Linked DNA regions of Mus musculus: all the other regions are linked to region 3. The links are chromatin loops, found by intact Hi-C in ENCODE. Cell type or tissue: gastrocnemius. All regions are shown on one strand. Region 1 has its middle 24 kb from the start of Setd7. Region 2 holds the start of Gm16206 (a long non-coding RNA gene). Region 3 overlaps Gm30125 (a long non-coding RNA gene).

Region 1 (8,000 bases), 660 kb after region 3:
AGCAAGGCTCTGTCTGAAAGAAAAAAGAAAGGAAAAAAGAAAGAAAGAGGGAAAGAAAGAAAGAAAGAAAGAAGAGAAGAGAAGAGAAGAGAAGAGAAGAGAAGAGAAGAGAAGAGAGAAAAAGAAATCTCCATTCTTTCACATATTCCCTCCCCTGCACTCTCCTGAAACAGAGCCTGGGTAACAACAGGCTTGCCTGGTCTAGCATAGGTCAGCATCATCCAAGCAGGTGTGCCTAACCCGTGGCTGGGGATAGCTATGAATGAGGCCCAAAACAAAGTCATGGTTTTCCTCCCCTAGAGGGGAGTAGAGGAACTTCCCAACTTGAGATAACTCCAGCAGCAAATCGTGGCTCTTTGCTCCTGGGTCACCCCATTGGAGCTGGGTTTTAGAGTTCTGCCCTTGCTGCCATCCAAGTCCTGACCCATTCACCTCGTCACCCTTGCCACAGCAGAGGCCCAGCCAGTTCAAAGGCTTGCCTGACCGGTCTCTGCCATACTTGATTGTTATGCATGCATGTGCTTGACTGCACTTGGAAAGCTGAGTGCACAGAATCTCGGCTCTAGGTTTGCCTCGGATGTCTCTAGAGCAGGTTTCTCTCCCCGCTGCTGCTCCAAGCCTCAGATTCTGAAACCAGCAACTACTGGTTCACCAGTTCAGTGCAGACAATGCAGGGGTGTGGACAGAGTTGGGTGGGAAGCTCTTGCCTTGCCAACTCATCCTGGTTCTACTAGAATAGCCTATGCTTCTCCCACATCCTCCGGCTGGCTGGCTGGTTAGCCCCCAATCTAGAACTCACAGAGCACCATGCTCGGGGAACAGCCCAAGAAAGCTAAACTTGGGGCCACCCTTTGCTTGACCATCACTGTCATTTCCTGCCCCTTCAAAAACTGACTGCCGGAGACCTTGGAGCAAACCATCAATGCCCATGAGTAATGTCTAAGCCTGCACAGTAGCTGTAGGCTCAGAGGATCAATCACTGGAGATCCAATGTAATATTACACAGCCTTGAGAGCTTGGTTTATTTTTTTTTCTTTAAATATTTGAGTGTCTATTTACGACCTGGCCCTGTGTGAGAACTAGACAGTCACTAGCAACACCGGCCCCATCCATGTGAGTCTTACAAAAGAAGGGAAAATGGGATGATCAAATTAATCAGACTCGGTGTCCTGTTCGTATGTGCAGCTTTGATGTCCTTAGTATTAGTTTAAAAATAGCTTTAAGACCTGTGAGGTGGTTGACAGAGGAAGGTCACCTTCCATCAACCCTGATGGCCCATGTTTGTACTCTGGAACTCATATGATAGGAGAGAACTGACCCCCAAACTCACTCTCTCTCTCTCTCTCTCTCTCTCTCTCTCCCTCCTTCCCTCCCTCCCTCCCTCCCTCTCTCTCTCTCTCTCTCTCTCTCTCTCTCTCTCTCTCTCGCTGTCTGTCTTACATACACACACACACATGTAAATGTAAAAAAAAATGTATTTGTAATCACCCAAACAAATAAATACACACATAATGTTCCAAGATACTATCTTCACAAAAGCAAAAAAAAAAAAAAAAAAAAAAAAACCCACAGGAGTTTTGTTGATCTGCTCAATGATGTACCTACAAGAAGCCATTATACATACTAGGCACTAAATGAATGAATGAATGAATGAATGAATGCCATAAAATTGCTTTTGAAAAGTTAAAGATAAATGTTCTGAGGAAGAACTATTTGACCTGCTGTTAAAAATAAGCTCAATTTTCTTAGTTCAAGCTCTACTGTGTGTATTTATAGCCGAATTGTCAGGAGACTAATTTATACACTAGAAAACATTTATTATTTTGCTGTGAGAGATAAACCTGATTTAATATTTCCTTGGGGAACATCCCCCCAAAAATGCCAAATTGAACTATCTTTGGAATTCCTGGAGTTCTGTTAAGAGGAGCAGCGCTTAGGGGCAGCCTCTTGGGGAGCCAGGTTATATTAGAAGGCTCAAATGAATGACTCAGGAATGAACAGAGCAGGAAATGAATAGATTTAAATGGCATTTGTACAGCGGACACAAAACTCCTTTCATAGCTGGGGCAGTCTGATGAGATCAACGCTCTCCCCTTGTTTGAGTTGTACCAAGGAATCACTGAAAGTCACAGATCCTAGATTTCAAACTGTGAAGTATAGTTTTTAGAAATCTAGGAAGGGCAGGTAAGATGGCGAAGTGGTTTGAAGCACCTGATAGCAGGTCTGTGGGCCTGAGTTCCATCTCTGGTGTACACACACAGTAGAAGAAGGGAACCAATCCCTGCAAGGTGTCCTTTGACCTCTTCACACACATCACCACCACCACCACCACCATCAAAATAATAAAATGTAATAAAAAAATTTTTAAAGAAAGCAGCTTGGGAAATCCTGGAACCATATTACTTCTCTGCCATGAGGTCACTCTATCTTCACTCTATCTTTCTTGTCCTCTATCAACTTCTTCTCAGTTCCTATCACCCCTTCCAACTCAGGAGCCCGAGGTGTACAGCTTTGCAGTGTGTTGTGGTTTGGGTATAAAATGTTTTAAAAGGCTCACGGATTCAATGCTTGAGGCTGGATGTTTGGGAATCAGGACTCACAAGGAACACTGAGCCAGATTGCTATTTAGGCAAAGATTTACTAGAAGAGATATTAATGCCACAGAGAAAACATGACAGGATTCCATGTGGCAGTGTTAGGGAAAGGGACTCCTTACAGATTCCCAGGGAAGGCTAGGTTCCATGATGTAGGAGGAAGAGTGGCATAAAAGCCAGAGGCCTCGCAGCCACATCTCCTACAAGAGGACCTGATTGAGGACTGCCTGAGAGACCAAGGATTGCTGACACAGACAATGCCAGCCAATCGGGAACTGCAGTTTAAAAGAGATGCTTTCTGGGGACCAGTGGGGTGCTGCTGGTGGAGGGTATGAAAGGGAGCTTGCAGCAGATGAGCTTTCTGTGGCATCTCTCACCTGCTATGGGAGTCTGCACCACCTCACCTCCAACTCCCAAGGGCAGGTAAGGTGGAGCATCAAGTAGTCCAGGGCACAGGCAACACCATGCCACTTCATTGATAAATAATTTGTGATACTCGCAGTTTGGCTGTCTCTGATTGCTGGCTGCCAGAGGCACGAGGGGAGGTTTTGCATTTGGAAGAAGGAATGTATGATCTGGAGGATATAGGAGAAGAGCGGGCCATTTGGTTGCTGTGTCTCCATCATACGCAGCAGCAAGGTCCAGCTTAAAGTCTATTAGCCTGGGCCCTGTACCCAGGATCCATGCTAAGATGGAGAGAAGGGCACAGCTGCACATGCTATGACCCGAGCAGCCTTCAGTTGCCAGCTGCCAGCCAGTGAGTTCTGAGCGGAGCTTGCAAACACCAGGAAAGCAGTAACTTCTACAGTGGATTAGTTTACTGACAGACCTTAGATGAGTGGACTCCTGGGAGGTGGGGCCTGGATGGAGAAGGCTGATCTGTGGAGGAATGCCTTTCCCTTAGGACACTCTCACCAGTGCACACTGCTATCTGAGAGCTAACCCACTTTGTTCTGCCACATGCTCATGCTATGCTGCCTGATTATGTGGGGGCCAAGAAGCAACAGAGCCAAGAAACCGTGGATCCAGCCCTTCCTCCCTTAAATTATGTTCTTGTTACAATGGAAGCTAACTGACACATAGTTACAAGAGCTCCATTCGCCCTGCATCACCATCCCCTGCATCCCCTGGGAAAGTGTACACACAGACATCCATTATCACTCTGGCTGCCCTAAGGCAAGCATATAAGTCAAACGAAAGTTGAGTCCAAGGAGAATGTTCGTTGGGGAGTGACCTGGACTCCAGAGAATCCCTCTTTTGCTGAGCTAGGAAGAGAAGATGGGAATGTGTTAACGTGTGCTCCAGCGGGTCTCAGAAGACAGCGTGTGGAGCATGTCGGTCTCTTTTCCATTGCTATGACACCCCACCACAAACAGACAACTCACAGAAGAAAAACATAAGAGTCTGCCAAGGCAGGGAACCATGGCATCAAGATGCAGACACGGTGGCAAGAACAGGGAGTTGATGGCTTACATTCTGAATGGCAGGCACTAAGGGGGGTGGGGGGTAAGACTGCTGTGAGGAAGAGTGGGAGGTCTCGCACACTGTCGATCCTTTGAAAACCAGATGTGCCTCGCAGGGGACTTCCGACAGCCAGACACCAACAAATTATTTCCTACAGTCAACAGGAAGCTGAGGAACATTCAGATATTGCAGGGCCCACAATTACCCTATGAAATCAAGGAAATAACTATCAAAGGAGCAGTGAGGGGTGGAGAAGCCATGGGTTACCTCATCTCCACACTGGGACCTCGAGGGACGGCCTTGCTGCTGGCTGTACACTTGTTCCTGCCTCTTCTGAGACTGTGTAAGCAGAATCTGTCTAGAATTAAATCACTCCTCAAAGAAGTATATTTTCATCACCGTATGTTAATTTTCTCCTGTGGCATCGCCATGTTACCTCGGGGCTGCCGCTCACCCTCGTGGGGCTAGCGGACAAAGAAGAAATGGTGTTCCATACACTTTCCTCTGCTGTAATCTTGTCATAAGAAACAGACTCTGGTGGAATCAGACCCTTTAGCGCCACCTACAGGAAAACCGCGAAGTCTAGGATGGGAATGGCTCCCTGGAGTTGAAATCCTGGGTCAAACCAAAGCAGTTGGAGTTCTACTTATTTCTCTGCTTCTTTCAGGGGGAATTTCTGGTGTTTTCTGAGCACCGGGTGTTTCCACCGTTTCCATAGTATCATCTGTTATGGGATTATAAGACACCATAGGTGTAAAGTATGTCTCTGTGGCCATCAAATCATATGGGCTGTACAAGCAGGACAGGTGTTGAAAACCTACAGGCAAAGAAGTAGCCATGTTATGGCAGCTGTAAGGTCCCTGTCACAGAAAGGCAGCCACACCAGAGAGACAGCCAAGACAATCTCCAAGTCTGTGGACAGGAAATGCCAAATCAACCAGAAAACTGAGCAGGAGAGACCTTTGTGACAGGAGAGCTTTGCCCCTCCTGGAAGAGTCTCCACAGAGCCTGCTCTGACACCAGGCTACCATCTCTTCCAGCCAACCCTAGGGCCTATCCTAAGAAGATGGAGGAAATGAGCGCCCAGGGTCGTCTGGATGTTTTTCTCCTCTGTGTGGAGCAGGAAGATACAAGGAAGCCACGGCATCAGCTTGACTGCGGCAAGAGCTGTACTCAGCATCTCCAGGTCCCAAGGCCAAGCTGACTCAACTAACAAGTGGGCCTAGAAATCATTAAGCCAGCCTAATTGAAACTAATTCCAAGTTCCTCGCAGCCCTAAATTGCACAGAAGAGAACACAGAGCAGCCTTACAGCTGTACACGAAGCCAGGCTCAAATCGCGTTATTTATTTGGTTACCAATAAAAAGTGGCAGAGTTAGGACTCGGAGTTCCATCTTCCAATTCCATTTCCTCCCAAACTGCAGAGAAGGGCAATTTAGCCTTATTGAGCACACACGACACAGGAATTCTGTTAAAAGGCTTTATTGGTTTTAATCTGCAGAAGCCTCGAGAAAAAGAAGTAGCATCCAGGCCAGCATCACCCAACAGCAAGGCTTAAAGATGATGGATCATTTGTGTCTAAAAATCCTCCATTTCCATGAATAAAGACAAAAGGCCAGATCATTTAGCAAATAATAAGGAAAATCCTACTTATTAAAACCTGTGAAATATAATCAGAGATTGTATCTGTCTGTCTGTCTGTCTGTCTTAAAAGGAAAACCCAAACTCTCAAAATCATTTGTTGGGCTGCCAAGACGGCTCAGGTAAAGGCCCACCCTGCCAACCTTTCAGTTCAGTTCCCAGGAGTCACACAGTTAAAAAGAAAGAACTGACTCCTATAAGGTTCCCATAACTGTTCTCTGACCTCCACGTGTGCCCCACGGAACAACACAAATCAACAAACACAGGAACAAGTAAATAAATAATACTAACTTAAAAATTATTTAAGAAGAATGAACCTGAAGAAAATTATTCAACTCAAAAAAAGTTTTAAAGTCTAAGGAAAACAGAAAGGCAGAACTAACACTCTAGTCAGTCATACCTATACCCGTGTGTTCTGCATCTGTGCATCCAACTATAATTGACAAGATTTGGGGGATGCCGTGGTGCTGACCGTATCCTGATTCGTCACCACCATTCTCTAAACATTACAGTAGAATAACTGTTGCATGGCATTTACAATGTTTTTGGATATCTTAAATAATCTAAGCTGGACAGTGGTGGCACACGCCATCCATCGCAGCATCTGGGAGGCAGAGGCAGAAGGATCTCTGACTTCAAGGCCAGCCTGGTCTACAGAGTGAGTTCCCGGCCAGTGTTACTCAGTGAGGCAGAAGAAAGGAAGGGAAGAGGGGGTGAGGTGTAGGAGGGAAGGGATGGATCCCTGGAAACCAAACAAAGCAAAAGAACAGCAATGGTGAATATGTGTGTGTGTGTGTGTGTGTGTGTGTGTGTGTACATATATACATATCTGCTAGCCTAATCAAGAAAAAAAAAGGACAATACTCTAAGCTGAGATTGCGAAAATGCAGTGGCGTGTACACATATAAGAAAGCGTCATTTTTTAAAAAAGATTTATTTATTTTATGTATGTGAGTACACTGTAGCTGTACAGATGGTTGTGAGCCCTCATGTGGTTGCTGGGAATTGAATTTTTAGGACCTCTGCTTGCTCCAGTTGGCCCCACTCACTCTGGTCAACTCCACTTGTTCAGTCCCAAAGATTTATTTATCATTATACATAAATACACTGTAGCTGTCTTCTGACACACCAGAAGAGGGCATCAGATCTCATTACGGGTGGTTGTGAGCCACCATGTGGTTGCTGGGATTTGAACTCAGGACCTTTGGAAGAGCAGTCTGTGCTATTACCCACAAAGTACAATTCTTACAAAAGGAATCATTTGTGGGCTGGAGAGATGGCTCAGTGTGTAAAGAGAGCTTGCCACAACAAGCACCAGGACTTGAGTTTATCCCCACGTATAAAATTAGAGTTGTAAGTGCTCTCCCCATGGCTGGAAGGCAGAGTCAGGAGGGTTCAAGGGCTCTAAGGCCAGCCAGTTTAGCCCACTGGTGAGCTACAGGTCCAGTGAGAGATCCTATGTCAGAGCAGTAGAGGAAGACAGCCATGCTCAGCTTACATGGATTTTCCCCAGCACCCAAACTCAGGAGGTACTCAGCCAGTACTCGCCCACTGAACCATCTCCCAGCCCCTCACAATGAACGGTTCTGCAGAAAAATGCAAAATATCAAAATTCATTCAAATAGAAGCAGACATCCCAAGCAGACCAATCTTAGGCAGGAAAGAAATCCCACAACAACCAACAAAGGAAGAAGAAACGGAGGGCAGAAGGAAGAGAAGAAACCAGAGGAAATGAACAGAGCCGAAATCTTAGACCGCTCTAGAGTTAAGGCATACCCTTCCAGGACCCAGACACTTACTGGTCCTTAGCTGTCAACCAATGAGCAGTGTTTGGCTCTGCTAGACTGTAAACGCTGTGGTGTTATCAAATTAATTGCCTTTTTTTTTTCTCTTGAGAAAAACAAGAAAGAGTTAAAAAAAAAAAAGTTCTACTAAATAGTGCACATACCCACTACTTATGGTTCCTGTGACCCACCCTGCCCCTGGGCACCACTGGCTGACATTGATCCAGGAGGCCAAATAGAGCAGAGGAGACATACAGGGGGTTCCGAAGCCCTGTGAGTACATATGACAGTGACCAGGGCCAGCTTCGGGAAGATGGGTCAACTTTACCTGGAGTGATTCAAGGATTGCATAGTTTTGGAGGCAGGAATACCCTGGGTGGGCAAAGGCTGAAGGCTTGCGGTACAGAGATGCCTCGCTAGCATGGAGAGACAGCCTAGGAATCTCATGGGTTAGCTGAACGGGTCCTTACTGGGAGAAAAGGAGTTGACCCTGTAATGTTAATCAAGGCTGACACTC
Region 2 (8,000 bases), 1.2 Mb before region 3:
CAGCAGTCTTAAGCAAGTCCCCATCAGCAGGCTTAAACTCGCTACCTGTTTCCTGTGGGAAGTGTACTTTGCATTCCAGTCGCTGCTGTTACGTCACAGATGCTCCTGTGTAGAGTGCAGGCTTTGAGGCACGCGCTGCTGAATGGAATTTGCTTTACCTCCACCACGAGCTCTGAGGGGTCATGCCTGTGTTAAATAAGTGAGCTTGTGGACATGCAGTGCTGGGCCAGGCTGCCCTCTGACATGCAGTGTCTTCCTTGATGCTAGCCCTATTTTTTGCTTTAAAAAAAAAAAATCCCATTTTGCAAAGCACGAGAGATATGGATATAATGAGATTCATGGTGAGGACAGATCTTAGGGGCCAGCAAGAGGAGCAGGCTGAGATTGCTGAGTTGTGAAACTGACAGCTCATTCTCATGTACTTTGTGATTTAGTTTGTCCGTTGTTGCTGCTGTGGGGGAGGACTGATGGCCTTACACATGCAGGAGAGCATCTTAGGACTGAGCTACGTCCCTGGCCCCGCGCCCTGATGTTCTGTAACAGTTTAGTGGCATTCCCCACATTGTATCTAACTCATTTCATCACTACCATGAGCCTTTCCGAAAAGTGAATTTACTCCACAGTTAAGGATGTATTGTTTCTCAGAGAGGCTTTCCTATGGTCAAAATACTGAAGAAGAAAGAAAGTAATCTGCAATACCATTCCATCTTGAGATGTGAGTGTTTCTTCCTTGGTCATCTGAGGCAGGAATCTCCCTGAGCAAACCCATCACAGCTTAGGACACTTGTGTGGGCACCAGCCTGTCTTGTGCCTGTGTCTGTAACAGCCAGTGGCTACCAGAATCCACACACACCGATTAGAATAAAGTCAGGGTCACACCAAGCTATACAAACCCAAGAACTCTGAAGGACCTGCGAGGGGTGTGGTCTGTGCTGTAATCTATGGATCCCTGTGAATGCTATTGAGGAAACTGTCTGAGCTCCCTGCTTTATGATAGGAGTGTCTAGGGAACTCGTCGTAATCTATAAAAACCGCATTTAAACCTATTATGCCCTCTGTGCTACTAACATGCCCACGTTTCCTCCTCATGGGTGACTCTCTGTACTTTGGACCCATCCCAGTGATAACAGATACAAGTTTAGAAATGACACTGAGAGAGCCAACACCTTAGCCTCTGAGAACAAGTATGTACCTGGCTCTGTCTTGGACCTGGCTTAGGAGCTGCTGCTTCAGTTGTCAGTGATGGTGATGAGACGTAAAGAGACGGGAGAGTCTGCACCCTGTCAGAGTCTCTGATCTTTTGCACTGTGTGGACGACTCAGGTTTTATCTGCTTCCACGTTCAATGTAGTCGATGGCTCTGTTCCTTTAGGCTGACTGATGCAGGTGTTGATTAGACTGTAGCATTTGCACTTCCTAGTGCTTTGCAGACAAGGTGTGTAACCCCTCTGAAAATGGAGCTTAGTGATGCCATCTTCCTTGGGGTCCTCCGAGCACTAACTGAGACCGTGTATGTGCAGCTGATAAGACTACTCGTGTTTCTTCTCGTGCTGTGGGTCTCTCCCCATTGACATTATTTTCTTGGTTTCTCAGGTGTGGGTTGCGGACCGAGGAAATAAGAGGCTCCAAGTATTTGATAAGGACACTGGAGAGTGGTTAGGAGCATGGGACAACTGTTTCACAGAGGAGGGGCCTTCTGCTGTGAGGTAATCGCTCCTGGTTGTGTTAAATGCTTGCTTTAGCTGGCTGTGAGACCCACTTCTTCTGAAGAGTGGCCAAAAGTTTAAAGTGTTTATTGTTGATTTTAAGCAAGGGAAAGTGGAAGGAAACAAGAGTCCAAAGAGGTTAGATATCTGAGAGTTCCGAATCCTTTGAGAGATTCCTAATCATAGGAGGATCTCAGCCGGAGTCCACACTGCTGAACCCGCCCAACTTCTAATTCTCCTTTCATTATGTTATGTTGTGTTTTGTTTTAAAGTAGGCATATCTTTAGCTTCATCTATTATCACAGAATTCTATACAATTTAAATTCATTAAAGAACCCCTCAGACAATGATGGCCACTGTTGTTGAGCATTGGCGAGTGTAAGCACCCCACACTTACCTGCCAGTAAGTACTGGGCCATGATCCCCTGATATGGCCAGGAGGAATGAAACCAGGCCATTAAAGGGTCCACAGCAACACTTAAGCTGTGGCAATTTTGTTGAGAGCAATCAGATCTTCTAGACCTTTATCAGAAGTAGAATGCAATGGCAGTCGCCAGGATCAATATAGTTGTAGTCAGGATACATAGATGTTTGCCAACTGTACAGGCTATACAAGGTTAATGTCTAAGGCCAACTGTCCGGTTAAGCTTCCAGGCTCCCTTGCCTTCCAAGGGAACTTACTGAGAAATACAAAGCGGCCTGAATCCTTCCCTGCCTGAGGGAGTGCTTCAGTCTCAGGAACCGGAAGGTGCATTGTGCCCCAGGAGCCATGAACTCTAACCTGAAAATCTGCAGCATGCCTCTCCAGGCTGCTAAGCCAGTCCACTCCAGGGTACAGCCAAGGGCACACAGTGAAGGCTTGGTCCTTATTATGAATTCTCTTTCCTCTTAGGTTCACCCCAGATGGGAAGTACTTGATTGTGGCCCAGCTGAACCTCAGTAGGCTGTCAGTGTTGCTTGCCCCACCCTCCGGAAGCATCGGAGACTGCTCTGTGGTCAGCACTATCCAGCTGGCAGATCAGGTTCTGCCACATCTTTTGGAAGTCGACAGAAAGACTGGCGCAGTGTATGTAGCAGAAATTGGGGCAAAACAAATACAAAAATACATCCCGTGGCACAGCCGCACCCCTGCCTTCGGCGCTTAGTGCTTCCGGCTGGGAGGAGCTTCGGGTAGCACTTCAGAGCCACAGGGTCATTTTCACCTCTTCTGCAAGAAAAGTGTGTTGCTGGGTCATGAAGAGTCATGTTTTCTCGTGGTTTTGGGACTTGGTTTTACAACTAAGTGTGTTTCTTTCTGGTGGCCCTGGGAGTTGAACTCATCACTTCCTAAGTGCTAGGCGGCTGCCCTAGCAGGGGCTACATCTTCACAGAAGCACCTTTTAAAGGAAGAAATGCAGTTCTAAAATGGGGCCATGACGGGAACTGTGGTTGTAACCAAGCTGCTTGCCTGCATCGATTAACTCTCTCTGGGTTCCTGGGTGACTTCATATGATGAGTGGAAACTACTAGTTGGTTTAGCCTATGTGTATTAGACTGTGGAAGAGATTGTGTTGGGGTGCGCTGCTGAGTTACTGATTCATGTGGGTACCAACCCAGTCCAGAGGATTCTGAAGTGGGGAGCAGTGTGGTCAGCCTTGTGGTCCAATAGAGAGATAAGTGGGCGTGATGACAGCAGGAGCGAGGACCATGAAGGACAGGAGGAGCTGTGTGTATGTGGGGGGATGGGAGGATTCATGGAGACGGCAGTCTGTGGCAGCCTGGGCCAAGAGATCCGTGACAAAGGGAAACAAAACCGTCCAGGTAGAGAAGGGCTGAGACGCACTTCCCGTGGATTCCGACGAGAAAACAACAAAGGGTTTGGTCTTTTTGGTACAAAGTATTTAATGTCACCCTTTACAAGCAAGACTACAACAAACAGCCAGCGTGTAAGCACTGTACTGAAAGGAAGATTTGCAGGCGGGTGTTTTAGAGCTGGTCTGGCACTAAGTCCCCTCCTCAGTGCTGCCCTTGCCACTGTGCAGTGTGAACTCATGTCATTACTAGCACTTACCTACCTCAGAGACATTTCAGGAGAATTAGAATCATTTACATGGAAGAGTGCCAAATGCTTGAGGTATGACGATGGAAATGGTCTGCCCTTGCAGCCCACTCTCGCACTATGTATGTCCTTCGTATGCGGCTGCTGCGTTCTTTCAGTTTGTTCTGCTCCATTCTAGGTTTTGATAGAACCCCATCCTATCAGGGTCTTTTGGTCGCCCACCCCTTTTGCTCCTATCAGTGTCCCTCCCTGTCCCAGAGTTTGACTTTGACTTGCACAGCACTTTACCCCACCTACTCCAGCTGAGGGGCTTGGATCTACCTGTCCAGGGGTGGTGGTCCGTGCAGTGTGGGCGGAAGGCCAGCCTCCAGCAGCAGAGTCCTGGATTCCAAGGCTGTTAACTGTGTCCCTACCTCTCACCAGACTGACTGAGAAAAGCCACCTTAGCTTACTCTTCAGTGACGAGGGAGCTTCGTTCTTCCCTCAGTCACTGATGCTGCGCTAGCTCACTGACGCTGCTTGGACTGGATGAGCAGCAGGCATAGGTGTCTTGATGGAGCCTGGGGTGCATTACAGTTCTGAGATGGCCTTCTCACTGCCTTCGTCATTATAACACATGCCAGGTTTGCCTGGCTCTGTTCAAGGCTCCTACAGAGCAAGTCCTCACGGGGCCCGTGCGCTTGTCACGCTGCCCAGTTGACTTGGACGAGAAGGGAAGGTGAAGCTTGTTTTGTTGGTAAACCAGACAGGAAATGCAGGTGCCCTTTGGAAGGAGAGGAGACTAGTTGAACTGCCTTTGTTCTTTCTACTGTATTTTATTTACCTGGTTAGTCTCGATCATTGTTATTGAGGGTTTATAGTAGATACTGTGTTTTGATCAGTTCCATCCTGCGTTCTCTCCCTTTCAGTTCCTCCCACCCTCCATCACCTTTTCCTCCCAGTGCCTCGTGCACGTGTTCATTCCATGACCTCGGTGCAGCCTGGATGTGCATGGTGTAGGACACTCCTCGAAGCAGGGTCACCTTTTAGGAAAGGTCCCCCACAGCTACCTCCAGTAGCTTCTTAGTTCGTGGTAGGCTTCATGAGCCCCTCCCTGCTCTGTGCTGGGATTTTGACTTCTGGTTTGTGGGTTCAGTCCAGCAGATGGTGTTCTGCTGCAGACACCTACCACCCCTGTCCTCTTCTGCAGTAGTCCCCGAGGCTTTCAAGGATGTCCTATTTAGAGCCTGTCAGTTCACATTCTCTTATTCTCCGAGGCCGAATCACTTGTGGATCTCTGTATTAATATCCATCTATTCCAAATGAAGCTTCCGTGATGAGAATTGAGAGAGGCAGTAACCCATGGGTATGAAGATAAGAACTTCACAGTGGGGCAGGTCATAGTATTAGATAGTCCCCTGGGGCTATGGCCTTGCCAGCCACAGGTGTTTAGCCAGTTAGCAGTGCCAAGCAAGCTTCCATCTTTTAGAACAGGCTTTAAATCCAGTCAGAAATTTGATGCATGATATTTGTGCAACTCTTGGTCCAGTGGACACACCTTTATGGGCCAGTCCTTACTGTAGCTCTCAGCCTCCACAGCTGGTTATGATTGCTGAACATTTTCTCCTTCAGTGATATAAATAGAACCTTCTAGAACTGTGAGAGCTAGCAAGTAGGGATGAAGCTTCCAGGCCAGTGCCAGCATGATTTCTTTACAGATTCTTACAAAACTTGCTGCAGATATTGTTCTTGTTTATCTTGTGTGGTCAGTGAGCTTACAATCAAAACATCTCACACCCCACACACACACTGGATCAGTGAGTTAAAGAAGTAAAAGTTGTATTTTCTATTGGAACATTAAAGTTGTGCAAAGAAAAATGTATGTAACCTGGCTCCTTGTTTTAAGTTTTGTTATTTTAATAATAGAAGAATTTCAGTGGCCATAAGATCTCAGTTTGGTGAGTCTGGGCATGGTGGTAGACATCTGTAACTCACAACTCTGGAGGCCACAGCAAGATCTCAAGTTGCATACCAGCCCAGTTTTACACTAAAGTTCACTGCATAAACCCAGGGCTAACGACATAGCTGGCACTAAGAATATTCTTTGTCTGTGGTCTCATAAAGCATAGGCTGCTGAGCTGTATGAGCTAGGACAGCCTGGGCTCACAGGGATGTGTGAGCTGTATGAGCTAGGACAGCCTGGGCTCACAGGGATTTGTGGGCCTGTCCTGCTCCTATGTGGGTGAGCATTCGAGCCCAGATCCTCATGCCCACCCAGCAAGTGCTCAGATCCAGGGAGCCATCTCAGCTTTATAACTTTCTATTGTTTTGGATTGTGTTCATTTGTGTATGTATCTCCTTGTGGGCGTGTGCACGTGGATGCATATGTCTGTGGAGGCTGACGGCATTGGAGTCCCCTGGAGCTGGAATGACAGTACAACTCAACTCAATCTTCTTCCGAGCCGTCTCAGCTCCAGGAGTCTGGATTTTGTGGTAGCAGTGGAACTCTTGAAACCTCTGCCTCCTAGGCTTATTCTTGACACAGAGGGGATCTAGTCTATATTAGAGGACCAAGGGCTGTGATTATCTTTCCTTCCACTCTGAGAATGAACAAGTCTTTAAAGTGGAGTGTTTGTCAATCAGAGAAAACATGGCTACAGTTTAATAATGAACAAATACCGCTTATATTACGGTCATGCACCAACTGCTCCATATACCATTGCTGGAAGGCTAAGGTGACAAAGAACCAACTTGTTGGGCTTCTTCTGGTTTTAAAAGTTTTTTGGGTTTGACTAGAGAGCTAATCAAACTGGGAACTCTTTAAAGGTTTAAATCAGAATTAAAAAACAAACAACAACAAACCCTGAGCTTACGTGGCTGGGTTGTTTTATTTTCAGCTGTGTACTTTCAGCAATAATCAAATAAAAATTTTGATGTAAAAATTTATTGGCTTTATTCATTTTACAAAACATAGTTACACGCATGAAGGTTTTTGGGCTAGTGTCCCTGAGAGCAGTCACCAGCAGTACTTCCTAAGATGTAGTTGGTAGGTATGTTACAGTCTTCACCCAAAAGAGGGCAGTAGAGTGCTGTGTTTTATCCTAGGTTTATCTTGAACTAGCTGGTGAATCACAATGCCAGGCTTCCTTGTGTTCTTGACTTTAAAACTGAAGTTACCCTGCTGAACACCCGTGTGCTTTCCTTTGTCTCTATGGTATAGTTACTATACTTTCCTTTGTCTCTATAGTATAATTACTATACTTTCCTTTGTCTGTATAGAATACTTATATTCCAAGGAAGCTGCTGTACACCTGGCACAGTTCCAGCAGTTGAACATTGTTCTGACTTCATTTGTTTTTCTACAAGTAAAAGGGAAAAAGTTTGAACAGTTTTCAGTAATCCAGACATAGGGAATTCATGGGCATGAATGTGGTGGATTAGTCTTGCTGATCGGGTCTTTGAGGCTTGTTACTTGGGCTGGTTGATTATTTTACAAACAAGAAAAGTGGATTATTTAAAAGGCCAAATTATTCCTCTGCCTGGCCCTTAGCCATCATATGAGTTTATGGCATAAAGTAATTACTTCATAACACATGGCTCTTTCTTTTAATTAATTAGTTAATTAATTTAATGTACGTGAATACGCTGTCACTGTTTTCATGCACACCAGAAGAGGGCATCAAATCTCATTACAGATGGTTATGAACCACTATGTGGTGGCTGTGAATTGAACTCACGACTCTAGAAGAGTAAACAGTGCTCTTAACCCCTGAGCCATCTCTCCAGCCCCCAGCTCTTTCTTTTATACGTAGAGTTGGATGGAAGTTGAAAAGTGTCTTAATGTGTCTAAGTTAAACAGTGTCTGATTCAGCGCCGCCTCCATATCACTCTTCATCAGGTTTCTCTCCATGACTTGCTCAGTCTGCTTTCTTACAGAACTCAGGACCACGGGGCCACAATGGACTGGATCCTCCCCAGTCCATCACCAATTAAGAAATTGCTCTACATACAGGTTTATCTACAGTCCAATCTTAGGAAGGCATTTTCTCAACAGAGGTTCCCTCCTATCAAATGACTATAGCTGTGTCAAGTTGCCACAAATAGTAGCTCACCAGATTGATCCCTTGTCAAGTTGACACACAAACACATTACTGTTAAGACATCACGTTTTCTTTCTTGTTTACTCGCAATATCACACATTAATAAGTATCACAAATAAAAACCACAGCACACACTTGAAAGTCCCACCGTCTTTACAAATTTGAACACTTTAAAAGT
Region 3 (8,000 bases):
AGCAACTACACTGGATTTCGCCTGATGGGACTCCCAGGCTCCTGGAAGGTTTAGATGGCATTATTTTTTTTTTCTATTTTTACTAGTTTACATGCTAGTTTATGTGGCAGCTCTCCCCGGGAGCCTCCTAATCACCGTGCTTGCCACTCAGGATGCTCATCTGCAAACCCCAAAGTGCTTCTTTCTAGAGATTTATTTCTTTGCCTACATGAGTATTCTATTTGCATTATGTCTGTGTGACAGAAACGGGCATCAGACAGAAGAGGGCAGCAGATCCCATTACAGAAGGTTGTGAGCCACCATGTGGTTACTGGGAATTGAATTTAGGATCTCTGGAAGAACAGCAAGTGCGCTGAGCTATTATGGGGAAACCCTGCTAGTTGAGGTCACAGTCTGTGGTGACCAGATAGCTCATCTGACCTTGTCTGGGGATCCTGACTCCCCACACTATCTGGAAAAAGGTCAAGTAGTTCTCCATAGACCTACAAGTTCAACTTCCTCTTTTCTCCTAAGAGATAGGAACCACCCAGCAAGTATGGGATTCCTGGAATCCAATGAGGCATCCACAGAACTTTAAAACTCTAGCCAATGATTTTCATTTACTCTGAAAACTCCCGCCCACTCTCCAAGGTCCATATACACCCCTGGTTCACCTCGAATGGAGTGTGTGTATACACGCTCACCCTGCATATAGGTATGCACACACGCTGAGACTGTTTAAGGGAGTCCTTTCATGGAAGACCATCAGAGAAGGCCTTCTCTTAAAGGACCTGTAACACTAAGATATTCGGAGAAGTCTTCCCCTGACTCCCACCAGCCGGACTCAGATCCTGCAGAACACCGTCCGTTCCAGACTCTGCTTCACCCTTTCAGCCCACTCAGTGTGCAGCAGCATCTGGATACCCTGAGATGGAGGAGGCAGAGGATAGAGAACCACAGCTGGACCCTAGCCAGCATACCATGGCTGGCCCCCAGAACATGGGACACAACCAGTTAACGCATACTGAAGGGACCCAACTGGACAAGACAGACTCCATCTTGTAACTAGCCCTCCATTTTATACACTAGGTCCTGTCCTCAGGTTAAACTCTAATTACTGGGAAAACATAAACTGTTCCAGGAAGGAACCACCCCAGACAGGCCACCAGCAGGAAAATACCTAACGTTCCAGAAGCTATAGAAAGATATAGATAGATTACTTTAGCCAACTGAAATCATTGTTAGCCAATTATGTGCCTGCCAAGTTGATAAGTCCCTCATCCTACTGTAACCACAATAAAAAGGCTGAACCTTAGGTGCTGGGGTCTTCTGCGTTACCTAGCTGTGTCAGAGGGCCTGAAGGTCCAAGCTCGAGCATACAAATTCGACTCCTGGTGGTCTTTGGGGACCCTTAGATCAGGGCATAACATCTGTAGGCTTGTCCAGGATCTTCAAGCACCACTCCCCAGGACCCCTGAACTGTTGAGTCAAAACCCAGCCAGTGAGTGTCCGAATGTTTGTCCTCTGTCTTGGTGTCTCAGCATTCCACCCTTAATGCAAGCTGCAAGCAGTCCAGGCAGATGCACTGGACAACCCTGGGCCACCGGACTTGGGAGATGTCCCAGACCTGCATATAGGGAATTGGATCCCCCGAGTATACTTGAAGAGACAAAGCTGGTCACTCCAAAAGCGCACAGTGAGACCATCTTCTCCCCCCCCCCTTTTTTTTTACCTGATTCCCAGGAGTATTGAGTGCCTTCTTGCCTGTTGTCCTTCTGTTTGCTCTCTGTCTGACTTATTTCTTTGTGGCTGATGTTATGGGACAGACTAAGATCAGTCCTTTAACTTTGTTCTTAGACCATTTCAAGGACTCTAAAATTAGGGTTAGAGTCTAGGTTTAGACTTCTTTTTGCAGGAATGAATGGCCAACCTTCAACAGGTGGCTAGCCCCTAGCCCACAATTTTTAGGACCAAGGACATCATCTCTGGACAACCGAGACACCCAAACTACATCACCAGATTTACATCTGGTAGGATCTGGTCCAGGCCCCACCAAAATGGCTCAAGCTGCTGCTGCTGTCACAGAAGCCAAGCACTGCTGTACCCTGGAAAACAGTGAGAAATGAAAAACTGAAACTAACCCTATGGCCCATCTTTATCTTGTCTTAACACTGACACTGAAGAGGACTTCGTCTTCTCACCCCTGCCTTACTGACCCCCATTAGGGGATCACCAAAGGTCTCACCCTGAGGCCCCAGGAGGGGCTCAAGGACCCTCCTTGGTGAGCCCAATGACAGCTGCCTCCACTGCCTGCGGCTGAGTCCACAGTTCTCCCCTTGAGGGCAATAAGCCCACAAGACGATGAGGGGAACCAACTGATGCAATACTGGCCCTTCAACACTAGTGATCTATATAACTAGAAACTTCAGAACCCTAAATTCTCAAAGAAACCAGCTGCTTTAGTTGACTTATTAGATTCTGTCATTTTTACCCACCAACCCACCTGGGATGACTGTCAACTACTCTTACAGATCCTCTTCACTGTCCCGGAGCAAGAGAGGATTTTAAATAAGGCCCAGATATTGGTTCTTGGAGCAATTGGGACTCCTACTACTAGCCAGGCTCTGCTTGATGTAGGCTATCCCTTGACCAGACGAGACTGGAATTTTAACTCCGAGGAAGGTAAGGGAGAGGCTTTGGATCTTCCTCTAGACTCTAACGGGAGTCTCAGAGTGCTGCACACTGACCTAGGTACATAATTTGGCCTAGGTACATAATGTGCAAAAGGAAAGGATAGAATCACCTGCAGCCTTTCTAGAAAGGAGTGTGGAGACCTATCGTACCTATACACCCCCAGATCCAGAGGCACCAAAGAAGAAATCAGTAGTCATTATGGCCTTTGTGAATCAGGCTGCCCTTGATATCAGGTGCAAATTGCAGAGAATAGACAGACCAGAGGACAAGAGTTAGCAGGAATTGCTGGTGGAAAGTGTACAACAACAGAGAAACACTTGAGAAGAAACAGTTACGAGCCGTGACCACCACCAGGGAGCCACAAACTCAAAACTTGGCCATGATACTTCTGGCCACAGCAGCAGATTCCTTCGCCGAGAAAAAAACCACCAACTGCGCCATCTCGTGGCTGGCAAATGAAGAGAGGAAGCCAAGGCTCCAAGAGAACTGTAAGGAGATGGGACTTTGGGTCAAAGACTGCCAGAAGATACCTCCAAAGAGATATCTTGTAGGTCTTCGAGTTGGAAGAATTTAGTGACTAGAGGGGACGAGGTTCAGACCCCTCCTCTCCGAACCCAGAGTAACCCTTAAAGTGGAGGGAAAACTCATTAATTTCTTAGGAGACACAGGGATACAATATTTAGTCCTAATCCAATCCCATGGCAAATTGTCCTCAAAGAAATCCCATGTATAAGGGGCCACTGGTATGAATCAATATACATGGACTACTCGAAGAACAGTTCATCTCAGAATGGGGCAGTAGCCCACTCCTTCATAATCATACCAGACTACCCCTACCCCTTCCCGGGGAAAGAGTTGCTGATCAAGATAGGAGCCCAGATCTCCTTTGATCAAAGAGCCACCCCTGTCACAGATCCCAGAGGGCACCTCATTCGCATACTCACCCTGTCTCTAGAAGATAAATACAGATTTTACAAAGACCAAGCTCTCTCCCAAATGAGATCTCAGTTTGGTTGACCAAATCCCCCTTGACTTGGGCAGAAACTGGAGGAATAGGGTTGGCGGCCCATAGGGCTGCCATTTGGATTGAACTGAAACCAGGGGCAACTCCTGTCCAAATAAGACACTATCCAATGCCCCAAGAAGCCAAAGCGGGTATCATATCCCACATCAGAAGGTTCAGGGACTTGGCAAACTAGTACCCATGGAATACGCCCCTCCTTCCCATCAAGAAGCCCAACTACAATGACTATAGACGAGTTCAGGACCTCAGAGAAGTAAAGAGTAGAGTAATGAACATAGAGCCTACAGTACCAAACCCATATACCCTCCTGAATTTGTCATAACCTTCCAAGAGTGGGTATACAATATTGGACCTCAAAGATGCTTTCTTTAGCCTGCCCTTAGCCCCCCTAGAGCCAGCCTCTGTTTGTCTTTGAGTGGCATGACCCCCAAAAAAGGATTCAATGGACAAATAACATGGGGCAGACTTCCACAAGGATCCAACCATCTTTGAGGAGGCTCTGAGTCAGTATAGGCAGAAACATCCCAGTATCACCCTCTTGTAATATGTAGTTGACCTCTTGGTGGCAGCAGAGACCATGAAAGAATGTCAACGGAGTACTGAGGCCCTGTTAATGGCACTGGGGAAATTAGGCTATGGGGCATCCGCAAATCTGCCAATAAGAGGCAACATACTTGGGATACATCCTAAAAGGGAGCCTAAAAGATAGCTTCTATGGCTATCGGAGGTCCAAAAAGAGATCATTTTGAAGACCTCCACCCATCACAAAATGGAAGGTCAGAGATTTCTTGTGGTTGGCAGGGTTCTGCCACTTTTGGGTCCCTAATTTTGCATAATTGGCGAAGCCCCTCTACGAGGCCATCAAGGAAAAGGAGGCCTTCCAATGGACAGAGTCCAGAAAAGCACTTTCAATAGATTCAAAAAGACCTTATTAACGACTCCCACACTAGGGCTACCTGACATTACCAAGCCCTTCCAGCTATGTATAGCTAAAGGCAAAGACATGGCTAAAGGCAAAGACATAGCTCGCTCAAACGTTAGGCCCCAGAATACTTTTCAAAGATATTAGACCTTCTGGCCTCTGGATGGCTTTCTTGTTTGAAAACTATCACCTGCACAGCCTTTCTAGTCAAGGACATGGATAAATTGACTCTGGGGCAAGAACTCTACATTACCACTCCCCATCCATTGAAGGGGTTCTCAACCCCCAGATTGATGGATAAGCAATGCATGCATGACTCACGAAAGCCTGCTGCTACCCCACACCCTGCCCTGCCCTGTGTATCCATTTTCTACCAAGTGCTGCCCTGAGCCCAGCCTCTCTGTTACCAGACTCAGATTTGGAGACTCCACTACGTGATTATGCAGGGATACCAAGCCAGGTGCACAGACTCAGGAAACACCTATGGAACCGGCTGCTGCCGAATGTAGAAGCTACTTGGTTCAAGCAGCTTTGTGTGTGACTGGACAAAAGTATATGGGGGGCAGCAGTGTTAGAAGACTCAGAAACTGTATGGGCATCTGTCCTGCCACCCGGCACTTCGGCACAACAAGCTGAACTTATAGCTCTACCAGAAACCCTCAAATTGGAAAAAGGCAAAAGACTCAACATTTATACAGATAGCCTGTATGTTCATGGGGCCAAGAAAGAGGATTCCTGACAGCCGAAGGAAAGATTATTAAAAACACACAGGAGATGCTAAACCTGTTAGAGACTCTTTGTTTAAAAAAAAAATGATTATTACATACCAACCAGGCCAGCATGAAGGAACTATGCCTGAGGCAAAGGGTAATCAATCCCAGGGCAGATTTGGCAGCCAAGGCAGCAGCTCCTATAGCAGCTTTGACTTTCCAACTGCCTGACCCAGGAGCTCCAGTCCTACCAGATAAGCCTCAATACTCTATGTTATCTCTACTCACAAACTGCCTATGTCCCATAAGCCGGATGGCTGGTGGCTCATCGGAGACTGTAAAATAATCTTGCCCAGCAATTTGGCAGCCAGTCTGCTCTAACACATACACCGGACAACCCTGTTGGGTTCCAAACTGAGGACCTGATAAGAAAGGTGGACCTAAAGAGCCTCACCCTCAGGTCCCCGACTGAGCAGCCTGCTTCCAAATGCTTGAGTTGCAAGCTCACTAATGCAGATAACGAGCCAAAGGGTAAAGGCTCCGACGGCAGGGTGCCAAACCTGGTGCCCGCTGGGAAATGGACTTTACCGAGTTAAGACCAGGGAAATATGATTACAGGTACCTGCTAGTGCTTGTAGACACCTTTCCAGGATGGACTGAGGCCTACCCCACCAGGCATGAAATGACACAGATAGTGATCAAGAAGATACTACAGGAGGTGCTTCCCAGGTATAGAATGCCAGCCCTCCTAAGCTCTGACAAGGGACCTGCCCTCACAGTTCAGGTAACACAGAGGATGGCTAAAGCCATTGGAGAAAATTGGAAACAACATTGTACTTACAGGCCCCAAAGCTCAGGACAAGTAGAGAGGGTGAATAGAACTCTAAAAGAGACCCTTACTAAATTAACCATAGAGACTGGCAGGGACTGGGTGGGTCTCCTCCCCTTTGCCTTTAATAGGGTTCAAAACACATCCTATACATTGGGTTTATGAAACCATGTTTGGAAGGGCCCCCTCCCATTTTACCTAACCTAAAATCTGAAGTCTTAGCTGAAATTGATGATCACCATTTACTTGACTCTCTTGAACATCTAGCCCACACCTGAAAAAAGCGATGGCCTCACACGAAGCCCATTTATGAGGCTGCGCCAACTCCGACTCCCCACCACTATTGCCCTTGGAGACTGGATCTTCCCGAGAAGGCACCGAAAGGAAACCCTAAAGCCCTTGCTGGAAAGGACCCAACATCGTGGCCCTAACAACACACTACCCTCAAGGTTGACAGGATTGCTACCTGGATACATCCCATGCTTGTCTATGTCACATCCAGACTCAGGGAACGTCTCCACGAGATGTCCTTCAGAGACTAAGGAAACCCACTAACACTCACGTTCCAGCACTTCTAAGCCTCCTGACATGTGCTGTCTGCATCTTGCTTTCAGGAGTTGCTGGCTCATTCTCTGGTTCTTGCCCTCACCAGCCCTGGAACCTAACCTGGACTCTTCTGGTGACATTGTCCACCAGCAGATCAAGACTGCACCCCTCTGTACCTGGCTCCCCAACCTCCACTTCCGACCTGGCTAACCTACATGGCTCTCTTGGGCTGATGGATTTCTCAGCACACATCTCTTCTATGTTTGCCTGGGGTACAAAAACCATAAGACCTGGCAGTGACAATGTGGGGGAGCTGAATCCTTCTGCTCTTCCTGGGATTGTGAGTATGGAACACATTTGGTGGGATCCGTCTATCAAAATGGACTTCAACTGAGTAAGCTGAAAGTCTGATGACCAAATCAGCCACGGACACTGGGCAGTGCAACCCTGTCCTCATTAGGTTTGCAGACTTGGGGGAAGAGGCTAACAGATGGGAATTAGGAAAACCTGGGGGCTCTGAATTTATGACAAAGATAGACTGGGAAATGGCAGCCCCTTTACTACCAAACTAGATAAGAAATACCTACACAACCTGCACCTATAGGCCTAGGTCTTGGCCTCTGCCGCCCAAACAATCCTATCCACTGACACCACCACACGACATGGACAAATCCATGTCCGAACCTCCCCACAGAGAGTCCCTGGCCCATTACATCTCAAAGCCACCTGCCAATGGCTCAATCAGTCTTACACAGATCTTACTGAGGACTGTTGGCTATGCTTGGATGCCAATTCTCTATATTATGATGGGCTAGCCCTTAACTCCTCTATAACAGAACATTATCCGGAACCTCAGCAATGCAGATGGCAGCGAGAGGGTCCCAGCTGGACTTCTTTGCAGTCGCTCTCGAGACAAAGGCTCTGTATAGGTATTTCTGTGTGCCACCTATGTAACACCACAGTAACTTGGATAGGTTCAGGGTACTTGGGTCCTCCTGAGAGCATGGGGTGGGCATGCTCTACTGGTCTAATTCCATGCATTCACCCTGGAGTCTTAAATGCCTCCCCTGATTTCTGTGACCTGGTACAAAACATCCCAGGGATAATGTATCATTCAGGAGAAGATGTCCTTAATCATCTCACTCCTGGGTCTCATGTATGATGCAAAAGGGAACCCATAGCTGCCATTGTCCCGTCCACCCTCTTAGGTATAGGTATTGCAGGGGCCATAGGCACTGGAACCTCTGCTCTGGTATTGCAAGGTGCTCATTACAGGTTGTTGAGGCTGGCTATCGA

Evidence for each region. Peaks named below come from ENCODE experiments on the same cell type or tissue, not always from the same donor. Only the 100,000 strongest peaks of a DNase experiment are listed, where the experiment ranks them.
Region 1: a loop joins it to region 3, with 5 times the contacts of the local background. A loop is called at or near these places in 18 of 42 quality-filtered maps.
Region 2: a loop joins it to region 3, with 4 times the contacts of the local background. A loop is called at or near these places in 18 of 42 quality-filtered maps.

The regions. Positions count from the first base shown.
Region 1 is chr3:51,580,376-51,588,375 of GRCm38, reverse strand. No RefSeq gene overlaps it. Among named protein-coding and RNA genes, the nearest start is that of Setd7, 24 kb to the right of the region's middle. In gastrocnemius, a CTCF peak has its summit at 4,619 (motif pointing left); a DNase peak (open chromatin) is centred at 4,609; H3K4me3 peaks cover 282 bases; H3K27ac peaks cover 306 bases.
Region 2 is chr3:53,447,247-53,455,246 of GRCm38, reverse strand. It overlaps Nhlrc3 (NHL repeat containing 3), which reads left to right. Exons shown (of 7, transcript NM_172501.2): 6 at 1,593-1,705; 7 at 2,598-3,251. The coding sequence ends at 2,850. Gm16206 (a long non-coding RNA gene) reads right to left here and starts at 2,628. Exons shown (of 2, transcript XR_001783836.1): 1 at 1,193-2,628. In gastrocnemius, a CTCF peak has its summit at 6,794 (motif pointing right); DNase peaks (open chromatin) are centred at 4,385, 6,809 and 7,018.
Region 3 is chr3:52,238,927-52,246,926 of GRCm38, reverse strand. All of the region lies in intron 1 of Gm30125 (a long non-coding RNA gene), which reads right to left. Among named protein-coding and RNA genes, the nearest start is that of Gm30125, 5.5 kb to the right of the region's middle. In gastrocnemius, CTCF peaks have their summits at 274 (motif pointing right), 3,122 (motif pointing left) and 4,253 (motif pointing right); DNase peaks (open chromatin) are centred at 3,101 and 4,267.